Regions from separate parts of the Homo sapiens genome. Here region 2 is linked to region 1. The links are chromatin contacts, found by Hi-C in ENCODE. All regions are on one chromosome and are shown on one strand. The core of a region is the stretch at or near the end of the contact, and the rest is flanking DNA. Distances in the headings are between cores, read along the strand shown.

Region 1 (6,302 bases), core at 2,133-4,632:
GCCCTTTGCTCTTTGGAAAACTTTTAGTTTTTTAAAAAATAAACTTTGGGATGATCAAAATATTTCTCTTTTACCCATCTGGCATCTTCCTGTCCCCACACTTGGATGATGATTATATCTCCTAAATCAATGTAGACCAATACTTCTCAATCTATTTGTGGTAAAAGACTTAAAAGAAGTCCCGTCTATCTTCAGCTTATTATTTTGGTCTATTTGTAACTGAATGAAACATTCCTATTTAGAGTGGATGCTTAGATATCATAGCAATATTAAATTGCGATAAAAGTTTCTTGATGCCTAGTCTTAGTTTCTTTACTAAGACTGGTAATAAACGGTTTGCCGACCACAACTTAAGTATGAACAACCATCATGGCACAGTGGATTGTTCCCCTAGTGGTTATAACTGATCTCAAGTAATTTACTGATCAATGACTCCTAAATTCAGTGTAAACTGAATTGATAGAGATTAGTAAGTGACACTAAGCTTAAAAACAAACCATAAAGAAGAAACTTGAAGTGGAATAGACTTGAATCTGTAGGAATTATGAGCATATTGTGAAGACTTAGATACTTGGAAATGCCACATATTAAGGCATTATTCCCTTTCACAATGGCTTGACATTTCTATAATTTTCACTTTTGGCATGTGTATTTTTTGTGTTAATATGAGTAACATAGCCAATTTAATTTACTTTAAATGTACGCTATAGAAAAGATGTTGCATTCTTGGGTTCAATTTTTATTTCCATCTGGAAGTCATTTTTGTTTTGAAGCAGTAGAATATATTCCATTTTAAGAAGAAAGTCAGTGGGAAAAAGTTTGCTATATAAAACCTTGCTTCACAGTTAACTTCCATATCTGTTCCACATATTGAGGTGCTTTTTTTTTTTTTGTATTCTTCTTCCAAGCTCTTACTATAGATTTGCAAAATGTTGAGGGTAGAAGAAAAGAAATACACACTCTCTCTGCTGAAGCAATTCAATGTTTTTATTTTTAATTACTTTCATAGGATTTCCTTAAAATAGTTCAATAAGAAATATTGTTGCCAATTCTGTTGTCCAATCTTACTAAGTAATATCAACATAGTTGGGCTAAATCTTATTTTTTTCCACGACACATAACTAATTCTCATTGCTGTTTCTATTGGCAGATGTTTCCCTTCTTAATCTGACTCTACATTTTATCTTCAAAGAATAAACATTCTTCTCTCTACTAAGAACATCAAGAGACAGAAAAGCATTTTTTAAAAAATTTCCTTTCCTTATAGTCAAAGCTAGAACCTCTCAGACTGCCAAAATGGTTTCCTCTTTCCCAAGTCAAATTTGTCAAAAAGTAAGACTTGTAGTTTTTCCTAAAAGTTTAGATAGTTAATTTAGGATTTACAAATCAATCAAATATTAAGTGCCAGGAATATTCATATGTAGCTAAAGGTGTACCGTAATCTTACAGCTGAAAGTGAGGTCAAAGGAAAGACATTGAAGCTAAATAATGGGAAACAAGATATTTCTGAACTTTTGCAAAGCTTCTCCCTCCCCAGTTTCATTAAGGAAAAATATATCTATAAAATCAAAGTCAAAAGATATTTCAAATTCTGAGGTTCAGACTGACAATGTTAGCATGCTTTGCTATGGTGGACTATTGAGAAGATATAAGTTACCTAATTAAGATCAAGTATGTAAATGCATCTCTACGGTATCCTGGCAATGGTTTAGACCATCAAGACTTTTGCAGTTTTCTGGTGCCTGATTAATCTGATGCGTAAGCTTTTTGCAATTTGTTCTTTATTGAAAATTGCACATCTTCCTCTTATTACAAAAATTGTTATAAATTCTATGTTAAAATACTTTTCTCATCTTTTTTCCTGCCTTCTAGTCTAACCAATCTAGTGTAAAGCATTCTGCTAAGTATTCCTTTTGCAAGCTTTCTGTTGATAAGTATTTTTCTCCAGCAAGATTCCTTCCAAAGGCTAATCATAGAATTGCTGACTAAAGGCATTTTTATAAATAATTTGCAGTGGTATTGGACTATGGTTTAGCTGTGGAGGGCGATCATATAATTTGGAGTTTCCACTAACATTGTCTTCCTTGTATGTGCACTCAAGGGTGTATCCTGATGTTTGAAAAATAGAAAATTAACAGAGCTGGGGAGGAGGAAGAAGCTGGAGAAAGAGGAGGAAGTGGAAAAAGTGGTGGGAGTCTTTCTCCCTGGCTGTGTCCAGTGAGTTATGGGATCGAGACAAAGCTACTACATTTCCCATCCCCATCTGCCTTCAAATAACTTTTAGCAACTGAGGACTGACAATAATATATTTAATTAGCTTTCTCTTCTTCATACCCAGAGGCAGTTTACTTCAGGCCCCCGTTATTTTCCCCCTGAATTCCTGCAATAGCCAGCAAACTGCTCTGCTTGCCCTGTGGCTTTGCCAGTCCTGCAACTCATCTCCTACCAGCTACCAGAAGGATTTTACTCATAGTGAATTTGATCATGCCTATCTCCCTGTTTAAGAATTCTTCAGAGAAGGGCCTCAGGATAAAGAACAATCTATTTTTATGCCATGGTAGCCCAAAGTGTGAACATGGTGAAGCTATGACCATATATTACAAATCCTAAGCACAGAAGCAACTCATTACTTCTGATCACACGGCAGTGGCTAGAATTTAATCACACGGTCACATTTATTTGCAAAGGAGGCTGGGAAATGTAGTCTATTACTGTGCCCAAATAAGATGAGAATGTATTTAGGAGGATAGTTAGCCTTCTCTGCCACAGCAGATTGTTTTAAAAAATCGCTAAGCAATCACAATAAATATTCATGAATACGGAATTTTTCTCACTAGCAGAAAAAAGAGAATTGACATTTATTGAATGTCTACCATGTGCTTAGCACAGTTTTTCTAGGAGAAATACTTGGTCTTATTCATCTTTCTACCTCCTGAACTTAGCAGATTGTCTAGCACACAGTAAACACTCCAAAAAAAAAAAAAAAAAAAACTACTAAACTGAACTTTATAAAAATGTGGAATTTTTTAAATATATGAATAACAGCAGGCTTTCATAATCTTGTTCATTTTTCCTTTTTTTCTGCATCTCCCCCTGATACTGCATTATTATTTTTTCTTTTGTTTTTCTTAGTTAAGCCTTAATTGTTAATGCTTTTCTACTGTCACTAATTAAAAGAAGCAGCTGACTTGAAGGTGAGGGTTGCTTACTATTCTTCAACAACTGTCTCAAACTGACTTCTAGTTGATTATTTCCTTACCAGAAAGGTGATTCAGACAAGTTCATGATTTTTATACATGTGATTGCTGATGACTAAGCATGGTTTTTCTGGGTTACTTCCTAAGGAGAGCATTTACCAGGAAAGTGCGAATTGATGCCCAAGTCATCACCCCTCTGGGCAAAGGAATTCCTTTCAAATTCCAAAGGAGCGTGTGCTGGCTCACTCCTTATTGTAAAAACAAATCACTGTTTAGAGTTGAAATGTGGCTCAAAGGCCTGGTTGATCCTGATCCGTTTTCTGTAGGAAGTGGGTGCGGGGAGGTGGGAGGAACGGCCTCATATCCCAGGAGGTTTAGTAACAGAAGTTGTATCTGTTGGGAACAAAGTGTCAAAGAAGAGAGGCTGCTGGTCTAGGAGGGAAAGGGCCTCCTCTGAGCCAGCCATGTGGGTCAGGTCAGTCCTGATGATCAATGAAGAGACTGCTGCCAAAGCCAGATCAACTTCTCATCCACAGTGGGGTGGGATTCTTCTGATGCACACAATCACGGTCACTTGGCAGCTGTAGAGCTAGCCCCAGTTTTACCCAAAATATTGCCAAGATCTCACTCATTGTTCCCCTCCCCAGCTTTTCTTGGGTCTGTGAAATGCTTATGCCATTTATAATCTTGCCCACGTTGTCTAGGTCTGGTCAGGAGAGGGCAGATTCCCAGGTTTCCCAGGCTGGGTGGTCCCAAAGTCTCCAGCAGCCACTCCCTCACTATCCGTGGATAGTGGGGTTTTTCTCTTCCTCCTCATGCTGTTAAGGTTGTAACTGGCATCTCCATGGACTGCTGAGGGCTCTTGAGTCCAGTGAGTGGGCAGAGCCAGCCAGGGTTTCCTTTGAACAAAGCTGGGATTCTCAAACCAGGGACACAGACATCAATTACCAGCCACTCTGGCCAAAGGTGCTAGTCTCTACCTCCTGCTCTTTTGATAGAAGCTCCCAAATTTCTCAGGACCAAAAAGATTCTCTAGAGACTTGTCTTTCTCAATTAGATTTTATCTACGGCAAATGCCATTTCCATAATAAGTTCTGGAACTGTCTCCAACTCCAAACTTCAATATTGAATGTCTATTTCCTTATGCTTTTCTAAGAATGACTTAGCATTGTCTCAAATGACTCATCAACAAGATGCCAACATTCTCTCTCATTTTCTCTCATCTTTGAGGCAAGAATCTCATAGAAGAGCAAATCTGTGTAAAGCTGGATTTAACTTTTTTCTGCACCTACACCCCGCCTTGGGGAACCCGGGAGCAGGGATTGAGGAGGTATTGCTTCCTCTGGTTGAGAATCATTGAGGAAAAACTGAGACAGGGAAGTAGGAAGTACTGAACTCTGAACTGTGTTCAGGAAACCAAATGACAATTTTGGAGGTGTCAACTCTGCAACAATTCTGGGCAGTTTACTGTTAAGAACTCAGGAAGAACTAGTGAGTCAAGTCATTATTTCAAGTTTCCAGTTGTAATTTTCTTAACTGCTTTATTTATACATGTTCCTCATGACTCCGGAGCCAGTTAATTCTATCTCTGAGTTATGTAGTAAATGTTCATCCAGCAGACAGGTTGCACATGACTCCCACTGGCCATGGAATCGAAGTGTTCCTGTCATCACTATTTTGGTTCCTGGGGTGACCTTAACTACCTTGTAAAAGCTGGACAAACTGTCTAGATTTGAAGTAATTGGTGATGAAATTGGTCAAACAATATTTAGGATGATATCATATCCGGAAAATCTCTTGCAAAAGAAAGTACTTTTAGAGGAAACACAAAAAGGAATTTTAAAAATACTATTTGGGTAATGCCCCTACGGGATTTTTTTTTGGCTAACAGGAAATGCATCTGAAAGTCGTTTCCCCTGACTGGGAAGGCCTGTGGGATGAATGAATGAGTCCTGCTGTTCTTCGGAATTACCTTACCATGGATGCTGGCATGCCACCCCAGCGGCACCCCAGGGCATCTGCCTAGATGAGTGGTTGTCACTTTTCTTCCCCAAGCCTGCCCTGGACCAAAGCTCTTCCTCAAATTTGTAAACTATGGAGTCACAGCATCATTGGTATTCATCATTCCTGCTGGCTTTTGCCCATGAGGGAAGGTCTCTGTCTTTAGTTTAACAAAGATCATTCCAGAGCAAGACTAGGAAGAAAGAGTGAGGCCTTCACATGGCATTAAATAGGCTTCCTTTCTCTGAGGAAACAAACACACAAACAAAGAACAAAATGAATTCAATAACTTTTAAAATTTTCAAATTACAAAGATTTGAAAGAGGTTATCCAAGATGGTAGTATTGCAGGACTGTCTCGCAGTTTGAATCCCAGGTTCCACACAGGAAGAGGAGGAGTCAGGCTCCTCCCCATTGCAAATGGCGGGAACTTCTGTGACTCCACCTCAGTGCGCCTTCTCAGTGCGCATGCTGGTTGGAGTTTTTCCAGGGACCACCTTCCCACCTGGCTGTCTCAGGAGTGGTCTGTTACAGTGGAATAATTGCAGCCAGAAAAAAAAAAAAAGGACAACAGGAGATTAGAGCTGAATTCGTGTCTTCGGATCTCACTTGTGGTAGGAATTGAGGCAAGCCAGTTGTCCTCTCTGAGTCTCTGCTTCCTCACCTGTAAAATCAGGGACTAGTAGTGCCTATCCCACAATATTATGGTGGAGATTAAATGACATAATGTGCCCGTCACAGTGCCTCACATATGAAATGTTACGTCCAATCAACATAGTTCTCTGTGTCCCTTCCTTTTAGATTCTGAAATTTACTTTGCATGCCTATTCCTAAAACGGTGGAAGTCCTTCTTCTCCTTTCCCCAGTGTTAATCTTGAGTTGCAGATAAAGAGAAGTAAACATCTGACTAGGGTAATGACATCTAGTTTAAAATGAAGGGATAAGCTTCTTTAGTATATTCTCTTTTAACTGTGAGATGTGATCTCCAGAAAAAAACTACATTTTATGAGCTATAAATCTGACTCATAATTACTGAAGTTTCTTAAACTAGCTTCCAAAATATGATGTATTTTCCTACTATATATCTAAGCATCACTGACTTACA
Region 2 (6,742 bases), core at 3,571-6,070, 42 kb before region 1:
AAGCTAATTTTCTCTGAACTAGAACTGCTGAACTATATAGTGTACATAGCCTGATAGATTGCAGACTAATAATGAGAGGTACACCACATCTTTCCGGCAGTTAGATAGAGGCAGTAGGCAATGAAGGTTGGAGAATTTTTAAAATGCTTTTTTCTCAAAACCAGTTTTGAACATGGGGGATTGCTCAGTATTTTCTCTGTTTTCTAGTGTTCTTTGTCTTTGCACATATTCCTTATGGTAGATTTACAAACAAAGCAAAATATTAAATAATGCCAAAAAATAAAAATTAAAAGTCTCAGCTAAAGAATTTTTAAAATCGTGCTTCTAAAAGGCATAAAGCAGAGGTAGCAAATATAACTTATTGATAATAATTATATCTATAATTTATTAAATACTGATTGTGAGCCAGGCACTGTTCTAAGCATTTTATATGCATACATTTATTTTAGCATATAATTAAGGAAACTTAAAAGCGGGTAGTAATTAGGAATTAACAGCATTCTGAGTTTTTAAGAAACATGGATTTTGTGTGGCAAAGTAGATGGTTGAAATGATCACACAGATGTAAAAAAAAAAATCGGGGAGGAATAATGGCACACAGAAAAGAGTAATGTATTATGATCTGTTTAAGACCATAGTATCGGCTGGGTGCGGTGGCTCACGCCTGTAATCCCAGCACTTTGGGAGGCCGAGATGGGCAGATCATGAGGTCAGGAGATCGAGACCATCCTGGCTAACACGGTGAAACCCCATCTCCACTAAAAATACAAAAAATTAGCCGAGCGTGGTGGTGGGCACCTGTAGTCCCAGCTACTTGGGAGGCTGAGGCAGGAGAATGGCATGAACCCGGGAGGCAGAGCTTGCAGTGAGCCGAGATTGCGCCACTGCACTCCAGCCTGGGCAACAGGGTGAGACTCAGTCTCAAAAAAAAGAAAAGAAAAAAAAAGACCATAGTATCATAAAACGTCAACTTATATAACTTATTCAGTTAAAAAAATGAACTTCAGAAAAAATTCATGAATATTGATCAATGATCAATGGCACTCCAAACTTTTTAACTCATACTGTTTGAGTGATAATGTATAAAAACGTTTTAGATCCTAATATACCTTTTTAATATTTAAAGATGGTCATATGACATTTTTAACCAAATGAGTTGGTTTAAATGAAGCATTTGGAAAACAGTAGCGTTACACAAATGCTGAACAGAATTATATTCATAAGATATTTAGAAAACTTAAGAGTAGTGACCATAACTCCTTCCATAGTAACAACTTTTTGAAGAAACCTGGAGTCTATTTATTTAGAGATGTTTTCTACATTTAGGTTTTGAAGCTCAAGTGACATGAAAGCTCAATGTGTTTTCTTTCCTACAGGTTATATGTGCCTCTTGAAATTAAGAAACAGACAAGCCTATTTCCTAGAAAATGTGGCAGGTTTTTTATTGGAAGTTGTCCAGTATAATATGGATGACACATTCTCTAAGATAAGAAAATGAAGGAAGAAGGGGGAAAAAGAGATGGAGAAAGGTGGAGAAAGGAAAGCTCTACTAGGTGTTTACTGTATGTCTAGATGCTGTAAATTTATTATAGAGGAAGACACATGGTGTACCATCTCCTTATAGTTAAATAATATTCAAACTTCCAGTCTTTGAGTAGCACTTGTTTAGTGTATAGTTCTTCCAAACTCAGTGATGAAAAATGTCTGTTGCCCACAATTTCCTCTTCTTTCTCATCTTTTATTCTAAATATACTTGGAGCTATTTCAGAGTAATAGATTCACTGTAGGACAGAATTTAACTATTTCATTATAATCATTTACTTTAAAAATTTTAAAAAGCTTTTTCATTAAGTATGAGTACTTCAAGCTCGACCTATTTCATGGTAACAATTAAAAGTAAATAGAAAAAAATTGAATTATGTCTTATGTAGACTGAAGAGTAAGACATGGGGAATTTTAATAATTTGAACAATTCCGAGTTGCAGGAAATATAAAAGAAAGTTTTAATAGAAAGACAATAACATTTTTAAAGCTCTTTTAATGTATTGGATCACGGAATAAGAAAGGTTTTGAAGTGGAAAACTTGTAAACTTTGATACCTCCAGAAAAAACAGCAACTCTTTTGGGAGATTAAGGCAATGTTTTTGAAGAGTATCAGAGATTCAGGGGCATGTCACTGAGTCTGAGGTGCCTAACAGAGGCCATCTCACCCATCCGGTTATCCTGTCCTGCCTTAGCCTGGGAAGCTGCCAAAGACAGGAAGCAAGAACAAGGACAGCCGTCTGATAGAACAAGGCAATGAAAGTGTTTTGCAACTTATGTTGACTTACAATTAACATTTCTTTTTGTTTGGAACTAATTATGAACGCACAAGAAGCTGCCAAAAGTGTACAGAGAAGTCTTATGTCCCCTGCATCCAACTTTCCTCAATGTTAGCATCTTACATACATAGCACATTATCAGAACGAGGAAACTGACACTGACAGAATACAATGAACTAGACAACAGATCTCACTCAGATTTTACCAGTTTTTATATGCACTCTTTTTTTTTTTGGATTGACATTTACAAGTTGAGAATATTTAACTCAAGTTCCCAAAGTCCTAGTCAGCAATGTCTCTAATACTTTCCCTCGCTCTATTCCTCCTCCTTCCTTGGTTCACTCACCTGCTCACTCTTTTCCTGCCTGGTTTCCATCCATTCCACATTGGTACTCATTTAGTACCGGGTGATGTGCTATGTGCTGGAAATATTAGTGAAGACAGAGAGTGGTCGTGGGGCCCTCACCCACCACCCAGCCATCTCTCCCACCTTCTCTGCCATCCTCATCAGATCCTAAACAAGCCATCTGATGAATCTTCCAGCCTACCATCTCCTCCAACCCACTCCTTCCTATACACAGCTCTAGGGTAATCTTCCTCAGGCACAGTTCTTAGGTCACCGTTTCTCTTGATAAAGAGCTTTTAGAAATCTCTTATTCACGTTGGTGTGCTGCACCCATTAACTCATCATTTACATTAGGTATATCTCCTAATGCTATCCCTCCCCCCTCCCCCCACCCCACGTCAGGCCCCGGTGTGTGATGTTCCCCTTCCTGTGTCCAAGTGTTCTCATTGTTCAATTCCCACCTATGAGTGAGAACATTCGGTGTTTGGTATTTTTGTCCTTGCGATAGTTTGCTGAGAATGATGATTTCCAGCTTCATCCATGTCCCTAACAAACCTGCACGTTGTGCACATGTACCCTAGAACTTAAAGTATAATTAAAAAAAAAAAGAAAGAAAGAAAAAGAAATCTCTTATTTACCAACAGAATTAACTAGCACAACATGTGTTTAGTAACTACTATAAAAAGTCCTATCCTTCCAATGTCCAAAACTCACGTTCTGGCCAAAGTCTACTATTTGTGGTTCAGGAACTCCTCTGCATGTTTTTACCTCTTGTTGCTCTATTCTCTGGAATGTCTCCCATCTCCCCCTGCAACAGATACATTAAGCGCAGTTCACGTACCACCTCCTCCATGAAATCTCTTCTGATGGCTCCAAGTAGATGCAATTTTCCTTTCTTTAATTGCCCCACCCCCAGTATTTCATTGGCAGTGTTTATTTTCTCCATCTCATTTGGCGTCAGACGGGTCTATTTCCGCTGCTAGATAATGCCTGCCTCTGTAGAGGGCGGAACTCTGCATCATTCTCTTGTAGTTTTTCGTTAATGTTTGGAGAACGAACATGGGTTTGGAGTCAAGAGAGAGATTCATAGTCTCCCTACTCCTGCAGGTCTCTTAGGGCTCATGTGCCTAAGTCTTGGACATTCAGTAAAATACTGCATGCGGAGTGCTTCCCATAGGGCCTGGCACAGGAAACATGTATGAAATAAAGTTTTCAAGCATGGGTAGAAAATGGTCTTTCCAAAAAAAGAGAAAACAAGTTTTGTAAATATGGCTATTTTCCAAGGAATTAGAGGTTCTTGGACTAGTGAACACCTCAGAATATCTAAAACAAGTGTTGAGTTCAGAACCCTCTGAAAGCTAGAGTCATTCTGAGAAACGAGCTGCCACTAACTCTTGACAACATGTGCTTGGAATAACACGGTCTGGCTGGGAGCAGAAACTCCCAGCTCCTCTCCCCAAACACACTTTCCAAGGATCTGAAACGGCAGAATCATCCACATCCTTTTTCTCCCCTCCCCCTCCTCCATACGCCTGGATATTTTACCTGCATGTTACCAGATGACAGTTATACTTTCCTCCTAATTCTCTTCAGAAATACTTGGTAGAGACAATTCTTGATTGTTTAATTCACAGAAAGACTTGGCTTATGATTTGCGTATGTGTTACCTAATTTGCATATCATTTATAAGTCTTTCTTTTATTAGCCTGAATGATTGAATTGAATCTGTATACATTTTTATCCCTCTAAGGGTACGCAAGGCCCACATTTTATCAGAATTCAATGGATTCTTAGGGATATAGGCATTTTTTTGTGATTTAAACTGTAAAGATTAAATCACTTTCTTATTTAAAGGGTTAGAAGATTCACTGACTTTGTAACCAGCATGCCTGGTCTCCAATTCAGCTGGCAGGAGCTCTCTGCAAAATGACAATCATTCCAAGACTTAGAAGCCAAATATTATGTGGGCAGCCTCCAGTTATCTGGAAAAAAGAGTTTAGAGGTTACTTTTGAGACTGATAAAGTTGTTCTGCCAGAAGGCCAAGATCATGTAATTTGATCTTTTGCAAACTTATGGGACGTGCACCAAAATAAGTTTGCAAGGAAAGGAACATTCAAGGATCTCCATCTATCCTTTATTGTTAATGAGTAATAATGAAACAATGATATGAATAAGGACTATCACAGAGCAAGGGCTTATCTTCTCCCAGACCTTAGACTAAGCAGTTTATACTCTTTCTCCTAGAAATTCTCAACAGTATTTCTATCTTAGTCACATTTTTAAGATGAGAAGCCCAGGCTTAAAGATTTTAAATCACTTGCCCAAAGCCACAGGGTTACTAAGGGACTGGATCAGGATTTAAAACTGAGTTTCTTTGACTAAAAGCTGTGTCTTAACCACTGTGATCTCATATATTGCATTTTCTGAACTACTTTTAAAAAAAGACTTTAAATTTATTAAATTACTTCATCCCCCTTGCTTTCTTTTCTTTTCTTTCTTTCTGAATTAAATGTTCACACTATCATGGGGAAAATATTGGATTTAGTAACCATCCACTCTCTCTCTTATTTACTTTTTTTGTTGTTGTTTTTGAGACAGAGTCTCGCTCTGTTGCCCAGGCTGGAGTGCAGTGGTGTGATCTTAGCTCACTGCAAGCTCCGCCTCCCGGGTTCAGGCCATTCTCCTGTCTCAGCCTCCCGAGTAGCTGGGACTATAGGCACCCGCCACCATGTCCAGCTAATTTTTTGTATTTTTAGTAGAGACGGGGTTTCACTGTGTTAGCCAGGATGGTCTTGATCGCCTGACCTCGTGATCAACCCGCCTCGGCCTCCCAAAGTGCTGGGATTACAGGTGTGAGCCACCACACCCAGCCATCTTATTTATTCTTAATAACCACACTTGTAGGACATTATCAGCTTCACATTTAAAGATCTGGAAACTGATGTTCAGAGAGGCCATCTCACCTGCCCTAAGTCACACAGCTCATATGAGGCAGAGCGCAGATGTGAGCCTGTTCTGAACATGACGGCACAAAAGTGTCTTCCTGGAGGAACGTTTAAAGGAAGCTTATGATGAAGCTCATTAAAATTCAAACCTTACTCTTCACACTCCAGATTCTTTCCCTTAGCACCTGTTGGCTTGTTGATTTTAGTGTATCATCCCCAATAATTTCTTGGGGTGTGCTTTGGAGTTAGGGAGCAGTAACAAGAGGCATGGTCAAGGATAGATTTTTCTCATTGATGCCTATTTTTTTTAAGTTTCCAAGGTTGTTGTTATTTATAAGAGATCTTATTATACCTTTTGCTTCATGACTGAAATCTCGTAACATTCTTAGAAATATGTGGGTTGGTAACTACAAATTTAAAATCTTTACAGCATGGAATTTTCTTAGGTAAAAAATCTTTTATTCTGAGAAGCGATCAAAAATAGATTTGCGGGATTTTGATGTGCCCTACGGGAAGGCAAGTGGTTATGTAGCTCTAGTTGAAAATTAATGTTTGTCCTTTGAAGAGCCAGGTAGGTGTGAAGAATGTGTATTAATTCCCTGATACCTAATATGATGTCATGTAACACCCAGCACTTGACAAATTATGGATTTTTTTGAGGCTTTTTCCCTCACTCAAGCAAATACTGCTAATCCATGCCTTGTCATAATGAGGCCTCAGCTACGCTGAATCCCCTGAAATGCCGCAATATAGGCCATGTGCTGGGAGGTGGTCTTGTCTTTCAAAACCAGCATCTAAAGTGATTTAACTCCACCAGAATTTCTCAAAGTGTGGATCAAGGACAATTTGCATCAGCAATATGTGGGATGGGCCTGGCACAGTGGCTCACGCCTGTGATCCCGGCACTTTGGGAGGCAGAGGCGGGTGGATCACTTAAGGTCAAGAGTTCGAGACCAGCCTGGCCAACATGACAAAACCCTGTCTCTACTAAAAATACAAAAAAATTTACCTGGGCATGGTGGTGCATGCCTGTAATCCCAGCTACTCAGGAGGCTGAGGCAGGAGAATCATTTGAACCAAGGAGGCGGAGGTTGCAGTGAGCCGAGATTGTGCCACTGTACTCCAGCCT

What was found. Hi-C counts contacts between places; a loop is a spot of excess contacts on that map. Pooled maps may share reads with other maps.
Region 2: a map of PC-9 shows a loop between it and region 1 (2.8-fold over the local background). The contact joins two enhancer-like sites. A Hi-C loop is called at or near these places in 6 of 168 maps with a recorded cell type or tissue (Caco-2, PC-3, PC-9 and 3 more) and 3 of 50 pooled maps.

The regions. Positions count from the first base shown.
Region 1 is chr2:224,218,856-224,225,157 of GRCh38, reverse strand. No RefSeq gene overlaps it. Among named protein-coding and RNA genes, the nearest start is that of FAM124B, 180 kb to the left of the region's middle. RefSeq lists a silencer at 4,279-4,479 and an enhancer at 4,152-5,351. Within about 2 kb of position 3,382, at least 6 of the 41 ENCODE cell types and tissues checked have a DNase peak (open chromatin) inside an H3K27ac peak, as active enhancers do; they include PC-3 and PC-9, where a contact is called at or near this core.
Region 2 is chr2:224,261,834-224,268,575 of GRCh38, reverse strand. No RefSeq gene overlaps it. Among named protein-coding and RNA genes, the nearest start is that of FAM124B, 140 kb to the left of the region's middle. Within about 2 kb of position 4,820, at least 3 of the 41 ENCODE cell types and tissues checked have a DNase peak (open chromatin) inside an H3K27ac peak, as active enhancers do; they include PC-3 and PC-9, where a contact is called at or near this core.